Regions from separate parts of the Homo sapiens genome. Here region 1 is linked to region 2. The links are chromatin loops, found by intact Hi-C in ENCODE. Cell type or tissue: PC-9. All regions are shown on one strand. Each heading gives the region's core, and the rest is flanking DNA. Links, peaks and the distances in the headings are about the cores only. Region 1 has its middle 28 kb from the start of MIR548G. Region 2 has its middle 20 kb from the start of TMEM184C-DT.

What was found. Hi-C counts contacts between places; a loop is a spot of excess contacts. Peaks named below come from ENCODE experiments on the same cell type or tissue, not always from the same donor. Only the 100,000 strongest peaks of a DNase experiment are listed, where the experiment ranks them.
Region 1: a loop joins it to region 2, with 4 times the contacts of the local background. A loop is called at or near these places in 5 of 110 quality-filtered maps.

Annotation. Positions count from the first base shown.
Region 1 is chr4:147,370,118-147,375,505 of GRCh38, forward strand. No RefSeq gene overlaps it. Among named protein-coding and RNA genes, the nearest start is that of MIR548G, 28 kb to the left of the region's middle. In PC-9, for the core only: no CTCF peak of the experiment used is centred there; no DNase peak of the experiment used is centred there; H3K27ac peaks cover 2,100 bases.
Region 2 is chr4:147,594,661-147,600,048 of GRCh38, forward strand. No RefSeq gene overlaps it. Among named protein-coding and RNA genes, the nearest start is that of TMEM184C-DT, 20 kb to the right of the region's middle. In PC-9, for the core only: no CTCF peak of the experiment used is centred there; a DNase peak (open chromatin) is centred at 2,531; H3K27ac peaks cover 786 bases.

The sequences.
Region 1 (5,388 bases), core at 303-5,302, 220 kb before region 2:
TACAGATGGCATGCACCACCACACCCCGGCTAATATTTTATTTTTTGTAAAGACGGGGTCTCACTATGTTGCTCAGGCTGGCCTCAAATTCCTGGCCTCAAGTGATCTCCCCACCTTAGCCTCCCAAAGTACTGGGATTATAGGTATGAGCCACTGCACCCAGCCAGCGTATGTATTTTGGGAACAAATTTTATCCATTGTTTTGTCATTCTGTTGTTTTCTTTAAAATTTTGTCCTATTATTTGTTACACAGAACTTTTTCAGCTTTATGTATTTAAAGCTGAGGCCCAGACCCAAGGATGCAGGCAGAGCCTAGGAGAGTGGATCACAGCCCGCAGGGACAGTTCTCTGGCAGGATCCCTGGGCCAGGCAGAAGAGACCAGACAGAGAGCTCCACACACAGCCCCTGACATGGAGTCTGAGAGATACTTTGCTCCTAGTGAGACGGTTTGAGCCAGAGAAGCCAATAAGGGTGCAAAACCGGAAGGGCTAGAGGCCACCAGAGGCCAGAGAGCTCTTGAAAACTCAGAGGTGGATCAAATTGAGACTAGTCTGGGCCAGTTTGAGATGAATTAGTCACTAGTTCTTACCTCTGTGTGGGCTATTATGTGTTTTCTTAAGAAAAAAAAAAAAAGCTTAGAATAGGGCAGAAAAAAAGGGAGAAACCTCTGAGAACCTTCTACCTTATCTGTGATGATATCCTGTTTCTTCAGTGGTTGGGAATTTATTTTCCAATTGCAAATGTCTTATCTTGTTCCAAAAAGTAGTAGAAAGAGCTTACAGAGGATTCACACAATATAATATACACACAATAATATCAAAGTAGAATTAGGAAATTAGGTCAAGGGAAAATATAAACAGAAGTAGAATGTCAAGTTCAGGCAAAAGAAGAGGACAGATACACAGTCATGTGTAGCTTAACAACACAGATATGTTTTGAGAAATGCACTGTTAGGAGATTTCACCCTTGTGCAAACATCACAGAGTGTACTTAAACCAAGGTGATATCGCCTGCCACACCCCTAGGCCGTATGGTGTAGCCTATTGCTCCTAAGCTACACACCTGTACAGCATGTTACTGTACTGAATATTGTAGACAACTATAATACAATGGTAAGTATTTGTGTATATAAACATAACTAAACAGAGAAAAGGTACAGTAAAAATACAGTCTAAGAATCTTACAGGACCACCGTTGTATATGCAGTCCATCATTGACCAAAACGTCATTTTGGGGTGCATGACTGTTTATGCTTAAAGCGAGTCAGGGTAAGTGTCCTTCTTGGTTTTTAGGCTTTTCTTTTTGATAAATCTGGAATTCTTTATTGTTATATGTGGTATATTTGTTACTAATTCAGTCCTTCTTTGTACCGATTGACAGTTGTTCCTGAAATATTTAGTTTGTCCCTGCAATGTCCCTGCCATTCTCTATTGTTATGGTGTTTCTGATCTGTCAACTTCCATTATCTTAAAATGGTTTGTAAATACTTCTGAAAGCTCATTGTAATTGCATTTTCTCTTTTTAATCCCATAACATCATTTTTTATAATCCACTTTGTTTTTAGAACAGTTTTAGATTTACAGAAAAATTAGGGAGATATATAGAGACATACTCTGAAAATTGTTTCCTCTGCTATTAAACTATTACATTAGTATGGCACATTTGCCACATTAATGAATCACTGTTGATTCACTATGATTAACCAAAGTCCATACTTTCTTCAGATCTCCTTTGTTTTCCCCTAACTGCTTCTTCCTGTTCTGGATCCCATCCAGTACATCACACTACATTGAATCATCATGTCCCTTTAGGCTCCTCTTGACCATGACAGTTTCTCAGACTTACCTTGTTTTTTATGACATTAATACTTTTGAAAAGTATTGGTCAGGTATTCTGTAGAATGTGCTTCCTATGTACTGAATTGTGTCCTTCCAAAATTTCTACGTTGAAGGCCTATCCCCCAGTGTGACTTATTTGGAGATACGTCCAGTAAGGAGACGATAAAGGTTAAATGAGAGCCTAAGGGTAGGGTCCTAATCCTGTAGTGTTGGTGCCCTAGCTCTCTCCACCACAGTGAGAAAACTACCTGCAAGCAAGGAAGAAAGCCCTCGCCAGAAGCCAACCATCACTCAATTCATCACTCAATTGGGATTTCTCTAATGTTTGTTTTCTTATGATTAGACTGGGATTTTAAGTTTTGGAGAGGAATACCACAGAGGTAAAACCCCATTTTAATCACATATTGATTGACATGACTTATTGCTATTGATGTTGACCTTGATCACCTGGATGAGGCAGTGTTTCTCAGGTTTCCTCTCAGCAAGTTTATCTGCTCCCCTCGTTCCACATTGTACCTTTTGGGAAGAAGTCACCACGCACAGCCCACACTTAAAGAGGGGAGTTCTGTTCTACCTCTTTGAGGACAGAGTAACTACATGGATTATTTGGAATTCTACTGTATAGGGGATTTGCCTCTTCTCCTGTATTTATGTATTTATTCGATTATTTATTTATGTCAGCATGAACTCATGGATATCTATTTTATCATTTGGTTTATAATTCAATACTACTTCATTTTGTTGCTCAAATCATTCCAGCTTTCACCACTGAGAGCTCTCTCAGTTGACTCCTTTGGCATACCTCAATTAACATACTGCTATCACTGTGGGTTATATTGGTCTGTTTCATCTGAGCACTTCTTTCATTTATGGCATTACTAGATACTTTAGGCTCAACTTACAGATTTCCTTCCCCAGCCCTAGAATAAACCACTTCTCTAAAGAGGCATAGTTTCTTTTATTGGAGAATGGTATTAGAAACCAAGATCTGGGCAATAGGTGTGCTCACTATTTCTGCGATGTCATTGTTTCAGGGTTCTCTCATCAGACAGAGCAAGAAAATATTTCTATGTAAACTAATCCACATATATACATAGCTATAAATATTCTTAAATGTAACCATCTGTATCAATAGGAAGCTAAACATGAGCTTTCATACTGATGTTGCCAACTCTAATCCATTACCACATGGATCATTCTAGCTTCTTCTCCTTGCTTATCAATGTACTCCTACTCCAACAGTGAGAACCTATTTCCTCCAACCATACATTTAAATAATTGACCAATTCCAGTGTACATGTATAGCAGTATCAGAATTTTTAACCAATAACCCATAAGAAATAACTTTACCACCTAGAGTATAGTACTTATGTACATTTTCTTCTGCTTTTAGTCTTACAGACTGCACTCATTTCCAAAGATACTTAGGTTGGAAACTTTTCCCCCTATCCTTTTAATGAGGTTTTATTCATACATTTGTAATACCATTAGATTGTTTTGTCACATTCTGCAATTCCATCCTGGGATTCCTCAACATCCTAAATAAATTTTTAATTTTTCTATATTAAAGTTTACTCTCTAAATTCAGTGGGTTTTGACAAATGTATAATGTCATGTATTCCCAATTACAGCATCATCCAGAATAGTTTCACTTCCATAAGAATCCCCTATGCTATTCAGCCTTCTCTGTCTTCTCCTATACCCTCAGCAACCACTGATCTTTTAACCTTCACAATAGTTTTGCATTTTCCAGTGAAAATATAATGGAAATCATATAGTATATAGGCTTTTCAACTGGCTTCTTTCACTTAGTAACATACATTTAAGATTCACTCAAGTTTTTTGTGGTTTGTTAATTTTTTTAATCACTGAATATTATTCCATTGTTTGTACATGCTACAGTTTATTTATTCATTCTCTTGTTGAAGGACATTTTTGGCAACTATGAGTAAAGCTTCTCTAAAGGTTTGCATGCAGGTTTTTGGTGGACAAAAGATTTTGAAGCAGTTGGGTAAATACCTAGGAGCATAATTGCTGGATTGCATGGTTAAGACTAAGTTTAGCTTTCTTTAAAAATACCAAAGTGTCTTCCAAAGTGGTTGTACCATTTTGCATTCCCACCAACAACGAATAAGAGTTCCTGTTGCTCTGCATCTTCATCAACAATTTGTATTGTCAGTTTGGGGAGTTTAGCCGTTCTAATAGGCATACAGTTGTATCTCATCATTGTTTTCATTTGCAATTCCCTGATTACAAAGAATGGTCTTTTCTTATGCTTATTTGCCATCTACATATTTTCTTTAGTGAAAGGTCTGTTCAGATCTTTTGCCTATGTTTTAATTGGGTTATCTGGTTTTTATTGTTGAGTTTTAAGAGTTCTTTGTATATTTTGGACACAGGTACTTTATCAGATATATGTTTTGTTAATAATTTCTTTCCATCCATGGTTTATCTTTTGATTCTCTTAACAGTATCTTTCACAGAGCTAATGATTTGAATTCTAATAAAATCTTATTCATCTAATATTTTTCTTTCATGGATTATGCTTTTGGTGTTACATCTAAAAACTCCTCACTAAACCCAAGGTCACCTAGATTTTCTCCTATGTTTTCTTTTAGTTTTATCCTTTTGCATTTTATACTTAGGTCTATGATCCATTTTGAGTTAATTTTTGTGAAAAGTCTAAAGTCTATATCTAGGTTATTTTATTATTTATTTATTTACCATATAAACAACCAGTTGTTCTACCAGCACCATTAGTTGAAAAGACTAGCCTTTCTCCATTGAATTGTCTTTGCTCCTTTACCAAAAATAAGTAGACTGTATTTTGTGGGACTATTTCTGGGCTCCCTATCCTATTCCATTGAAATTTGTGTGCATTCTTTAATCAACACTATTTTATGTCTTGATCACTATAGCTTTAAAGTAAGTCTTGAAATTGGATAACCTGAGTCCTCAAATTTTATTCTTCTTCTTCAGTATTGTTTTGGCTATTCTAGAAGTATTCCCTTTCCATTTAAACTTTAAAATCAGTGTTTCAGTCTCAGTAAAATAGCTTTCTGGGATATGAATTGAGATTGCTTTAACATGTATGATTTTCCTTGTCCCTGAAAAACTTCTTTTACCATTTCTTGTAAAGTAGGTTTACTGGTAAGGAATTCCCCCAGTTTTTGTTGCTGTGAGAAACTCTTTATTTCTTCTTCATGTTCGAAGGATAATTTTGCTGGATTTAGAATTCTAGATTGGTGATATTTTTCCTCTCAACACATTAAATATTTAAATCAACTGTCTTCAAGTTTGCATAGTTTCTGATGAGAAGCCCAACATAATTCTTATCCTTGCTCCTTGATAGCGCTGTTCTTTTTCTCTGTCTTCTTTCAAGATTTAATCTTTGTCTTTGGTTTTCTGCAATTTGAACATGATAAGCCTATATGTTGTTGTTGCTGCTGTTTTCATATTTATCCTGATTGACATTCTCTGAGCTTCCTAGATCTGTTGTTTAATCAATTTTGGAAAATTCTCAGCTATTATTACTTCAAATATTTCTTT
Region 2 (5,388 bases), core at 98-5,097:
GCAGATGAGAGGTTCAGGGACCATGCCAGATGCTGAAGGCACCAAGATGGATAGTGATGAGCCTTCTCATTCAGCCCTTACTCAGCACTGCCTCTGGCTACCAAGCACTGTGCTCCTATCATGTACCAGCCCCTGGGACTCTCCGTTTACATGCATCTTGGCTAACCCTTTCCACCACCCTGCCCAGTAGCTATCATTATGCTCAAATTGCAAACGGGGAAATTGATGCTCAGAGGGTTTTCCAAAGTCACACAGTCATAGAAATGCCATCTTTGGTTAGGGAGCAGTGCCTCACACCTGAAGTTTCAGCACTTTGGGAGGCCAAAGCTGGCAGATCGCTTGAGCTCAGGAGTTTGAGACCAGCCTAGACAACATGGCAAAATCCCATCCACACAAAAAATACAAAAATTAGCTGGGTGTGGTGACATGCCTATAGTCCCAGCTATTTAGGAGGCAGGATTGCTTGAGTCCAGGAGTTCAAGGCTTCAGTGAGCTGTGATCACGCCACTGAACTCCAGCCTGGGTGACAGAGTGAGTCTCTGTCTCAAAAAAAAAAAAAAAAAAGAAAAGAAAAAGAAAAGGGCCGGGCGCAGTGGCTCACGCCTGTAATCCCAGCACTTTGGGAGGCCGAGGCGGGCGGATCACAAGGTCAGGATATCAAGACCATCCTGGCTAACACAGTGAAACCCCGTCTCTACTAAAAATACAAAATATCAGCCGGGCGTGGTGGCGAGCGCCTGTAGTCCCAGCTACTTGGGAGGCTGAGGCAGGAGAATGGCGTGAACCCGGGAGGGGGAGCTTGCAGTGAGCCGAGATTGCGCCACTGCACTGCAGCCTGGGCGACAGAGCGAGACTCCGTCTCAAAAAAAAAAAAAAAAAGGAGTGCCATCCTCCTGCAACACACCACCTCCCTGAGACCCACAGACAATAATACAACAGGCTTTAGGACACGCCTCTCTTGAAGTACTTAAAAGTGAGTTGAGAATACACAACACTTATACATGAAAAAATAACTCATGACACAAGAGAGTAAGGGAAATGTGTGACAGGCAGCTCAGAGAAGAATCCCTATGGAGTTCAGAAGAGAGATAAGGGTCAACTGGGAATATTAGAGAAATCTCATGGGTGGCTGGACTTAGGCTGAGCCGGAGTGAATGAGTTAGATTCAAATGGGAGACTCAGGGAAAGGAGAGAGTTGTGAGTGAGAAGGATGAGTAGGCACCGTGCAGAAGCAGCACTGGGCATGTTTACTGTGACTGTAAACAGAAAGATGGCCTGAGGACAGGATAGCAGGAACCAGGCCATATTATAGAGGCCTGGGGATGCCAAGAGCTATGGTTTGAATATGTGTCCCCTCCAAAACTCATATTGAAATTTAATCCATTGTGGCAGGATTGAGAGGTGGGGCCTTAGGGAGGTGATTAGATCATGAGGGCTCCATCCTTATCAAGGAATTAATCCGTTCATGGATTAAGGGGTGAATGGAGTAATGGGTTATCACAGGAGTGGACTCCTGACTTTATAAGAAGAGAAAGACCTGAGCTAGCACATTCAGCCCCTTGCCAAGTAATGCCCTGCACCACCTTGAGACTCTGCAGAGAGTCTTCATCAGCAAGAAGGCCCTCACCATATGCAGTCCCTTGACCCTGAACTTCTGAGCTTCTATAACTGTAAGAAATACGTTCTTTTTCTTTATAAATTATTCAGTTTCAGTTATTCTGTTATAAACATAAGATTATTGATTAAGACACCAGGTAAAAAATATGGAGTTCATCTGAATATATATGTGGAGCAAATGCAGGCTGTGAAAGTAGAAAATTGACATGATCAGAATAAGATTTTATCAGATTCATCCGGCAGTAGAGGGCAGGATTGCTTGAAGTAAAGAGAATAGTTAGTAGACTCCTGACAGGCTATGCCTATGGTAATAAAGATCTAACCCAGAATAATGAACAGGAAGGTGTAAACTACATTACAAAGCAAGAGTTGTCAAATCTGAGTCACTGATGGGTCAGAGAGGAGAAAGAATAAAGAAAGCTCCTTTACTGTACCTGGATAATGGGGAAAATGGAAACATGAACAAGAAACTAGAAAGTTGTACATAAGAAAATGACTAAAATAACTCAATATATCATCATTTCCCTAAAAATTATACATTGGGAAGATTTTTCTGAATGATGTGGAATTATGGATGTGTTCCCCCTTGGTGGACAAAAGTAACTCAAACCTTTCGGTGAGGAGCTATCTCTCCTCCACTCTCCTCAGCCCTCTCCATGACCTTATAGAACTAAAGCCAATAGTTACTGAGTGTAGAAGATATCTGCTGTTTCTGCCTGCTAAACATCCCCTCCCCCTGCACCTGGAAACACCATTTGTATTTCTTGTAGAGATTGCATTCCATGCAGCACAGGTGCAGTTGGACCCATTCTACCCCGCCCCCATCAATCTCCTCCTACCCCTTGTCCAGCTACAAAAAAGGGCACATAGCCCAGACCTGGCCAATTTGTTTACCCCATGCCATGTGCATAGCACAGTGATTCAGAAAGAGGTATGTGGCTGGAGCCAAGCCAATCACTATCCATGAAATTATTCTAGAGAAGTAACAGGAAGCACTTCTTTCTGCAACAATTAAAGTCCATATTAGGAGGTAGGAGCTCAAAATTAACACTGAAAGATTACAGAATGAGATGCAGACTAGGAAAGGGCCTGGCTAAAACTGGAGAAGAGAAACTCTCTCAGGCCTGCCTCTCTGTAGACCAGTCTGTTCCACTGTAGGAAACCTAACTGCTGACAATCCCCAATTTGTTGTCGGTGTCAGGGAAATCTGAGACAACACGTGTACCCAGCCACACTATGAACCCCTAGACCCAGCCACATCTGAACTTGGCTGAGCTTCTGAACTTTCCAACTACGTCAACAAATTTTTTTTCTTTAAGGAAATAAAATTAAATTTGGATCACTTGCTACCAAAAAAAAATGTTTAATGTAGCTAGCTTTACTAGCTTGTTATCAAAATGTGTTCTGCTTGTGCCCACAGCTCAATCTTAAAAATCACATTCCTGAAGTTCTTCCTTCCTTGACCACCCCAAGTATGTTACTCCTCCCCTCTCTCTGCCTTCCATGCCTAGTTTGTTTGCAGTTACCTTGAGGAACTTGTAAAAGGTTGCTCTAGTTGCACACCCTCCTATGTGAGGCCAATAACAAAGGAAGATCTCCAAAACACCTTCCAAAAAAGCAAAGCCACAAATGGCCAAGCCCAGATGACAATCACAGTCCCAGCTAATATCTTTATTGCATCCGAGTAAATACCTGGCAGAGAAGCCAGCCATGCCGTGCCCCAACATCTGACCTACAGAAACTGTTAGATAATAAATATGGGTTACTTTAATCCATTAAGTTTCTGGTAATTTGTGACTTAGCAATAGAAAACTTATAGAGGACAGATGCAACAACTTGTCCCTCACCTCGGAAGGGATATTTTCACACGCCCAAAATGAGTAGGCCCTTAGAAAATTGGAATGGAGACAAATTGGCAGATTCCAGTGAAGTTGGGGACCTGAACCTCTAAATTTGGTTGAGCCTTCTTTGTCAAGAGAAGCAGCTCTTCCAACTGTGTTTAAGGAAGTTAGTACACCTTGGTCTGAAGAACTTTCCTGGTATACTGCGGAGGAAGGTATCAAGCCTTAGGAAGATTGGACTTGGAGCTCCATCCTCAAACACAAATACAAAAGCCTTTAAAGAGACTATTGAACCAGCTATTCCAAACACATCAGGTTAAATAACTGTTAAAATAAAATAAAACAAAATAAAAAATGGTGTGAGTGTGTGTGTGCGCGTGAGCGTGCATGCACATGCACACATTTCCTGGTGATTCTGCTTCTCTGGCTCAATCTATAGTGGTAAAGTTGAGGACATTGTCACTAATCCATGTTCAAAGTGCATCCACCTTACCCCAAGGCTTGATGTTCTCATAATGTACCTTCCTTAAAGTGTCATTTTCTACCTGCCTGGGAAAGGCACAAGTCACATCTATCTTTCTCAATTTGGTTCAAGAATTTCAGGACATATTAGGCAATTTTAATAAAATCACTATGAGTTATCATCAATCTGTCCTTTATATATACAAAGAATGTTGACCGGGCACGGTGGCTCATGTCTGTAATCCCAGCACTTTGGGAGGCCAAGGTGGGTGGATCACGAGGTCAGGAGTTCAAGACCAGCCTGGCCAAGATGGTGAAACCCCGTCTCTACTAAAAATACAAAAAAATTAGCCGGGCATGGTGGCGGGCACCGGTAATCCCAGCTACTTGGGAGTTTGAGGCAGAGAATTGCTTGAACCCGGGAGGCAGAGGTTGCAGTGAGCCGAGATCACACCACTGCACTCCAGCCTGGGAGACAGAGCGAGACTCTATCTCAAAAAAAAAAATGTTGCAAGAAAATCTAAAATTTGTTTCCTTTAAAAACATTGTATAAAGTCAAGTGCAGTGGCATGCACCCGTAGTCCCAACTACTTTGGAGGCTGAGGTGGGAGGATCTCATGAGCCCAGAAGTTCAAGGCCAGCCTGGGAAACATAGCAAGCCCTGTCTCAAAAAGATTATTATCACTATTATTATTATATATTTTCTCAAAGTGTTGCCTTGATGTTTCCCTTTATTTTGTGTCCTTTTGTTTAAGAATGCAAAATATCTAAGATTGCAAAATATCTAAGATTGCTATCATTTCGGCTTGTGAAAGAAACACAAACTAGCTATAGCAGTTAGGGTTAAATCAGAGAAGCAAAGCCACTAGATTATTATGGGAATAAAAGATTTATTATAGGAATTTAGATCTCACACAAATGTGAGAGCAGCTGAGAAAGTGAAAGTCAGAGAATTTAAGAAAGAGTCATAAATGAATCCTCTGAAAGCACTGGCATGAGTAGGTAAACTGGAGCTTTCAGGGAAATCTGCGACACCAGATATACCCAGCCACTTTAGTGAGATTGCAAAGCGGGAGCTCTCAGAGAGGTCTACGGGAAGATGTTCCCTCTGTGTAGCTACCACCTCTATGGGTTTGCAGCCAAGCATCTGGGTAAGGGGGAGGAGGGAGTAGGTCTGCTTTTGGTGAGTTGGGCTGGCAATCAGGAAGCCGAGCTGGACAGTGTGGAGGAGAGGAAGAACAAGTGTGGACCCAGACACCTCTGTGTCTATCTATCTGACCATGAGACCTTCCAAGAATAATGGTCGTTGCTTCTTTTCCACCTTCCAAATCTCGTGCATCTTCCTCTATGGCCAACTCTAACCCAGAACCATGCATGGAATGTAATTCCCAGCTTAACCCACCTACCATGGTGTAATCCAGCACAATGACTAAGCAAAAGATGAATTTGTTATTAGAGTCCTGGGGCT